Linked DNA regions of Homo sapiens: region 1 is linked to region 2. A link is a contact called in ENCODE Hi-C or POLR2A ChIA-PET data. All regions are on one chromosome and are shown on one strand. Each heading gives the region's core, a stretch centred on a gene start or an enhancer-like site at or near the end of the contact. The rest is flanking DNA. Distances are from core to core; before and after follow the strand shown.

Evidence for each region. Hi-C counts contacts between places; a loop is a spot of excess contacts on that map. ChIA-PET counts read pairs that join two places held with the same protein, here RNA polymerase II (POLR2A). Pooled maps may share reads with other maps.
Region 1: a loop to region 2 is called in a map of IMR-90, with 2.1 times the contacts of the local background. The contact joins two enhancer-like sites. A Hi-C loop is called at or near these places in 4 of 168 maps with a recorded cell type or tissue (IMR-90, aorta, ascending aorta and 1 more) and 2 of 50 pooled maps. POLR2A ChIA-PET finds 5 or more read pairs at or near these places in 9 of 52 experiments (A549, A673, AG04449 and 6 more).

The regions. Positions count from the first base shown.
Region 1 is chr3:37,113,223-37,117,061 of GRCh38, forward strand. LRRFIP2 (LRR binding FLII interacting protein 2) reads right to left here. Exons shown (of 28, transcript NM_006309.4): 7 at 1,832-1,873. Among named protein-coding and RNA genes, the nearest start is that of LRRFIP2, 59 kb to the right of the region's middle. Within about 2 kb of position 2,414, at least 3 of the 41 ENCODE cell types and tissues checked have a DNase peak (open chromatin) inside an H3K27ac peak, as active enhancers do.
Region 2 is chr3:37,071,235-37,074,770 of GRCh38, forward strand. LRRFIP2 (LRR binding FLII interacting protein 2) reads right to left here. Exons shown (of 28, transcript NM_006309.4): 21 at 1,556-1,648. Among named protein-coding and RNA genes, the nearest start is that of MLH1, 79 kb to the left of the region's middle. Within about 2 kb of position 1,882, at least 2 of the 41 ENCODE cell types and tissues checked have a DNase peak (open chromatin) inside an H3K27ac peak, as active enhancers do.

The sequences.
Region 1 (3,839 bases), core at 1,164-3,663, 43 kb after region 2:
AGCTAAAGAAAACTTGATTAGAACTAAGAACCAGGCAGAATATTTGTGGAGACCTTCACACCACACTTGAGTCCCTCTGACTTCTTTTTTTTCTTTTTCAATAGAAACAGGGTCTCACTCTGTCACCCAGACAGGGGTATAGTGGTACAATCATGGCTCACTGCAGCCTAGAACTCCTGGACTCCTGCCACAGTCTCCTGAGTAGGTAGGACCACAGGCATGTACCACTACACCCAGCTAATTTGGGGTTGGGGGAACAGGTAGAGACAATGTCTTGCTATGTTGTCCAGGATGGTCTTGAACTCTTGGCCTCAAGTGATCCTCCTGCCTCAACCTCCTGAAATGCTGGGATTACAGGCATGAGACACCACTCCTGGCTAAGGGTATAGGTAACAAGATAATTCATTTCCTTCTATAGTCTTCCTTACCTAAAGGTCAAAAAGCAATCTTTTGGAACAATTAAAACAGGACTGAGAGAACAAAGAACATGACATTAAACTGTCCCAGACAGTACTCTTAACCCAAATTAGTGAATCCACAGTATGTAATGCTCAGGAGGAAAACAACCAACATGGTATGGATTGCCCAGCATACCATAAATGGTCACCTTATAAAAGGGTCCCTTGAAGACAGGATTGTCTCAATACCTAACTTTTCCTAGGAGTACACAGCCAAGTACATATGGGGAAATTAAGGCTAGCAATACTACTAAATAGGTAAATTGGTAGATAAGAAATCTAATCTAGGTACGTACTACTTGCCTGAAATAAGAGAGTGTGGCTAGAAGTGCCCTACCTATCAAGAGCCAAAGGCAACAGACTGCTCTAGGTAAACCATCTCACATATATATAGCTGTATTCCCAATCAATGATTAAAAACTCATTTTACTTTTTTTTTTTTGAATATGCATCTTTTTATACATTACTCTGAATATTTTAAGAGATGTCTATGTAATTTAGAAACTCAGGCAACCTATTGACAAAATATTAACCCAAGAAAAACAAGCTATAACTTAAATTCCTTGGTTAATGACATACCATAAAAAACTAACCAAATCAAACCAAAATGTTTGGACATAACTGATGTCTTAGGTGTCCTCTAACACTACTGGATGTTTTCTATCTAGCAACTTCACACCTGCCAGCTTTGTGACATATGACATAAAACACAATTTGGGCTTGTGCTCAACATGAAGACAAGTTTCTAACAGTGTTAGAATGACAATGAGTATATGTTAGGTGGGTGGCTCATCATTTTAAGAAAAGATATATTACTACCAGCTGGGCATGATGGCTCACATATGTAATCCCATCACTTTGGGAGGCCAAGGTGGGAGGATCACTTGAGACCAAAAGTTCGAGACCAGCCTGGACAGCATAGCAAAACCCCATCTCTACAAAAAAAATAAAACAATTAGCTGGGCATGGTGGCACATGTTTATAGTACTCGCTACTCAGAAGGCTGAGGTGGGAGGATCCCTTGAATCCAGGAGTTCAAGGTTGCAGTCAGTAAGCTATGATTGCACCACTGCACTCCAGCCTGGTTGACAGAGAGGGACCCCATCTTTAAAATTAAAAAAAAAAAAAAGATATTACTACCAATCCTAGTCCTCAATAGATAAGAATAACTTGTGTCTAATTCTGAAATCCTAAAGAAAAAAATTACTATTCATGCCACAACCACAAAACATTAGCTTTTTGCTTTGTTAGTCACACATTTTCCCCAAAAGTTCATAACAAAGCCATGAAAGTTAGTCATATTCTATAATTAGCATCAACAGATGTTTATAAAGTAAAATTCCACATATAACACAAAGTCATGTGCTACATACTAATGATGAAAGTCTTGATGATCTATCCTTGAACATATCATACTGGGTTTCAGCAAAACATGAAAGTTGGTTTGTTTCCAAATTCAGAAATATAAAGAAGAGAAGAAGTAATATTTGAGGTTATTTTAAAAATCCAGCACTATTTTAAAATAAAAAATTATTAAACATGAAAGCTAATCCAGTTGAATTAAAAAATATTCTTCCTCCTACTTTTTCCTAGTATAAAGTATTGCTAAACTGTATGTATATTCAAAACTGTATGTTTATTTTTCTTTTAAACAACAAAATTCATAATCAGTAATAGTGATATGATTCAATCTCAGTACACTATAGCACAAAACATCCTAAGGGAGCCTTTAAATACAAGAATTAAGCATTCTAAAGTCAAAAATGCTTTTTAAGAAAATTATTATCACTTTTAACATCATTTCCTATTGTTTGAAAAATGGCAAAAGCAAAGGATGAACAGGCAATGAGGCAAGCTGACATAACAAGCATGGTCAAGCTTACAAAAGAACAATTGCAGCACCAAGATGGGGAACATTCCCTTGGATCTGCTTGTGAACAAACACCTAAGAATGTCCTTCCTCAAGAAAATGCCGATTTCTCATTTTGAGAAATCTGGTCAATGTGTGAACTGCACAGTATACATACAGGTGTGACACTGAATATAAATCAAAGAAAAATATACAAAACTCGTAAGACCAGAACACCCACATTTCATGTAGGATCCTTTTTAAAAGTAAGATATGTAATACCACATTTCAAATCCAGGGAAGAAAAACTAAATAGTAACTACATAGATTTATGGTTTTCACACATCGTTTCTTAAGCATTCTAGTTTATATTTTTAAGCTGTCTACCCAGAAAGTCATATACAAAACAAATAAAAGCAATGAACAAGTTCCTCAGGTAGTTTAAATACTAATTGTTTGATAAAAATATCTTTCTTTTCCAACTCTTATATTCATTTAAAATTTTAAGCAATACTATTCAAAAACCCAATCTAAAGTAACGTTTTCATAAGGATAGGTTGCAATTCATCAGTAGTTCATAAAATCAACTTAGTAGGGTCAACCAGCTTTTTTTGAGACAGGGTTTCACTCTTTTGCCCAGGTTGGAGTACAATAGCTTGATCATAGTTCACCGCAACATCGAACTCCTGGGTTCAAGTGATCCTCCCACTTCAGGCTCCCAAGTACCTGGAACTACAGAACTACAGGAACATGCCACCATACTTACCTAATTTTTTTTTTTTTAATTTTAGGAGATGGGGTCTTGCTATGTTGCCCAGGTTGGTCTTGAACTCCTGGGCTCAAGCAATTCTCCTACCTCAGCCTTCCAAAGGGCTGGGATTACAGGCAGAGGCCACCGTACCCTGCCCTCAACCAGCATTTTAAAAACTAAACTAGAAGAGAAAATATTAGAGGGTGTTGTGCAAAGTAAGTGCAAATATTATTTTGTGAAACTTTTGTTTCAATAATGTATTTTCTATACTTTTACATATATACAAATCCACATGCATGAATCTTCATGTGTATACTGACTTATGGTGTAAAATGTATTTCTTGTTGTAGAGATCACAATTTTTAAAAAGCTTAAAATATATTAGAAAATCAAAGTATATAATCTAGTTCTAATAAGACATTAAAATAATAGTTCAGTCAGAATAAAGCCCTTCCATTCATGCCTAATGAAATGGTCATTTACAAAAAACATTGCAGAAACCTCAAAAAATAAATTCCATAAGTATCAGACTAAGTGGTACCATTTTACCACTGGTATAAATTCATTGAAAATGTTATTGTAATAAATACCAATTTTATTGGAGCAAAATATCTGTACCGCATGCTTTTCTTATATTATCCTGAAACTAACAGAAAACACAATAAAAAATATTATTATTGCATGTGTAACAAAATCTTGTTACAAAATTTTCTAAAATGCGTAATAGTATGCATTTAAACTGTGTAGTAGTAAAATGTCACTTACCATGGAGAGACACTTC
Region 2 (3,536 bases), core at 632-3,131:
AAAGAAAGGGTATCACTCTATTGCTTAGGCTGGAGTGCCATGGCACGATCATAGCTCACTGCAGCCTCCATCGTGTGGGCTCCAGTGATCCTCCCACCTCAGCCTCCTAAGTAGCTGGGGCAGGTGCATGCTCTGCAAATTTTAAAATTCTTTTGCAGAGACAGGGTGGGTCTCACTATGTTGCCCAAGCTGGTCTCAAGCTCCTGACCTCAAGCAATCCTCTGGCCTCAAGCGATCCTCCGTGCTAGGATTCCAGGCATGAGCCTACAAACTCTTAAGAGGTAATGTAATCTTCCCATGTGTATATTAATGAGAGAGGTCCTTGAAGTGATGAAAAAGACTGGATCCTGCTGACTACTGGTTGGGCTTCAGAATGTTCCTAACAACATTCTGAGGGTATAATCCACAGGATTTCATATCCAGGCCTGTCTCTCAAGAGATGTTCTCAGGGATCTTTAACAACTATTCCCTACTCCCCCTAACCTTAAGCAGAACAAGACTTTTCTTACATGTTCTATTTCCTCTGCCCTTCCCTGACAAGGTAAGCCTCTGGCAACTATGGCTAAGTGGTTCCCCTACTGTAGAACAGAGAGCTCAGCCAGGTGATGGGACTGCCAATCAAAGGCCACATGAGATGAACTGGAGGGAATTTTTTCCAGCTTTTGGTGTACATGGAATCTACCTGCAAGGCTTAGCAAAACAGCAATGAAGACATTTCGTTTATCTGGGCCCTTACTTGGGGGAGTTCTGTGGTTATAATTACAGACAGCCACCCTAGAAAGTCTTACATTCCTATCCATTTCTGTAATTGAATTGATTTTAATCTCTTCCTATTTTATACACCAAGGATTTATAGGATGCTAATAACTTTCTCCCCACCACTACCCTCTTCTTATCCAAATTCCTGTAACGTAAGGATATCAAGTTAACCACAGAGTTTGAATTGAATGCCTGTGGCTGTTTCTGGATAAGAATCTGAAGGGAGGCCAGGCATGGTGGCTCACGCCTATAATCCTAGCACTTTGGGAGGCCAAGGTGGGTGGATTACCTGAGGTCAGGAGTTGGAGACCAGCCTGGCTAACATGGTGAAACCCCGTCTCTAATAAAAAGACAAAAAATTAGCTGGGCATGGTTGTGTGTGCCTGTAATCCCAGCTACTCGGGAGGCTGAGGCAGGAGAATCACTTGAACCCAGGAGGCAGAGGTTGTAGTGAGCCGAGATCATGCCACTGCACTCCAGCCTGGGCAACAGAGTGAGACTCCGTCTCAAAAAAAAAAAAAAAAAAAAAAAAAGAATCCTAAGGGAATACAGAGAAACTTCCTTTAAAAGTTCCTACTTATACATTTTACAAGCCTAGTGTTTGCTGAAAAGAAGAGTTCTTCCAGGCACAACGTCAGGTTTTCCTATGGAAGTCTCTGTCTCCTACTGACTCATTTTTCATACTGTGTAAATGCTCAAGAAGAATCAAAAGGACAGGTTTTTTCAATCTCTAGGTTAAATTCTACTGTAGTCCTCATCAATGAGCTTCTAACCAAAGCCCAATTTCATTTCATACCCCAATTTTTTTATCTTTCCAAAGAAGTGTCTCCTGGAGGTCAAACACCTCTTTTGTCATGGTGTCTATTTTCTGCTGCATGCGCTGCTTCTCCTGCAGAGGAAGAGGGGAAGAGAAGTAATAAAAGAGCAGAAAGAAAAGGGAGAGGAGGTTTGAGGGAGGAAACAAAAATAAAGCCGATAAAGAAACTTAACCAAAAGGGAAAGTCTGTGATGAACAGGAAAAGCAAAATTGGTCTGCCAAAAGAAAAGATGACATTCACAGTCTTGGCCACAAGATTCTTATTGGCTTGCCCCTACAAAAGTAAGCAAAGGAACCAGGAATAATTGTTCCAACCACAGCTACGTGGCAGCAAGCCAGCTAGAATTTCTGTGTACATACAGCTCCATATGTATATTCTTTCTTTGATAACTGCCTTTTTACCAAACAAGAACTTACATTCCTAGAGAGGGAAATTTAGGTTTGCTTATGAACAAATGATCTTTCATCTTAGAGAACAAGCAGTTTTGAATTTTATTTTTTAAGCAGAACTGATCATTTTGAATTTCTGTTAGCAAAATCTATGACAGCAAGAACACCATGAATTTTGTATTATTTTAAAATTATATTATTTTGAAACATTTAAATTTAGCATTTAACAATCCTTAAATGACCTTTCTAATTAGGCAATGGTGCTTAACAGGTTTTCTTCTTATGCATTATTGGTAAATTATTATGTCCTCCTTTCCCTACTCATACATTAGGTACTTTACCATGGAATTTTCAATTCCAAAGACCAAAAAACATTATTTGTAATATTTAAAGTTTTTCAGCATAACCATAGATACTAACATCTAAAAGATGTTCATTCTAGATGTAAAAAACATCTAAAACTATAGTTCTCAAAGTTTGTATACCTAGCACCCTAAGCTTTTAAAGAAGCCACAGTGATGAACTATAGAAATCAAGCATTATATTCTTCTTAAATGCAATTACAATTAATTACTAGAACACTTTACCAGTCCTAACTTAAGCTATTGAATTTGAGAAGCAGCCCCCAAAGCAGGTTTATTATTTTATGTGGTTGGCATTTTGGCACAAAAAGATAAAAGAACAAAAAGGGAAAGAATTTCACATTATTTTAAAATACCAGCAGGATACAGATTCTGGAAAATATGCTTCCTACCTTATATGGAGAAAAACCAAGAAAATTAACTTCACATGTAATCTGATAGATCCAAAAGGTTATCTGTATCTGCACTTGAAATCCACAAATTCTGAGTATGTTCAATTATTCTTAATGATGACAAAAATTAACACGTCTTCAAATTTAAAGTCATTTCTTTTTCTCTATTAAATGGTTTTTAAAAATCATTTGTAGAGAGACATATTAAGAGGTAGGTCCGAGGGGAAAGAGAGAAAGAGGGAGAGAAAAAGAAAGGCTAAGGTCTGAGTAGCCAGGAATGTGGACAAGTGTGGTTGTGAGATCTCTCTCCTGGGATCATTAACAATCTATGCTTCCTGACATCTCTGGCGTGTCAACACTAACTTAACATTAGATGCCTTTGATAGCCACACCTAGATAGTGGGCAGGATCCCCCTTCAAACTTATTTCCATATTTATCTAAAAACATCGTCTCAGGAGGGAAAACCACATTTAAAGAAAAAAGATGCATGCAATGTAGCAGGCCTGCAAGGATGACTAATGTTTTCAAAGAGTTCTTGGTAGACTATGCTTCATTCCATTCCTAAGATGTTGCCAGCAATGTGGCAGAGTCCCTTCGCTTGCAGAAACCTGAACCTTCAGACTAACCATTCTTTACCTTTTTGTACAGAACGTATCTTGATGTTTCTTCTTTTTTCATTTAGCCACCTGAGAAATGTATTTACCTGAGTGAAAATCAAACTTATTCCCCAAGAATCATGTCCCAAAAGATGGCATTCACTAATTCCAAAGAATAATGTTATTCTATAATTTTTCCTTTTGCCCATTTCCTAAGAT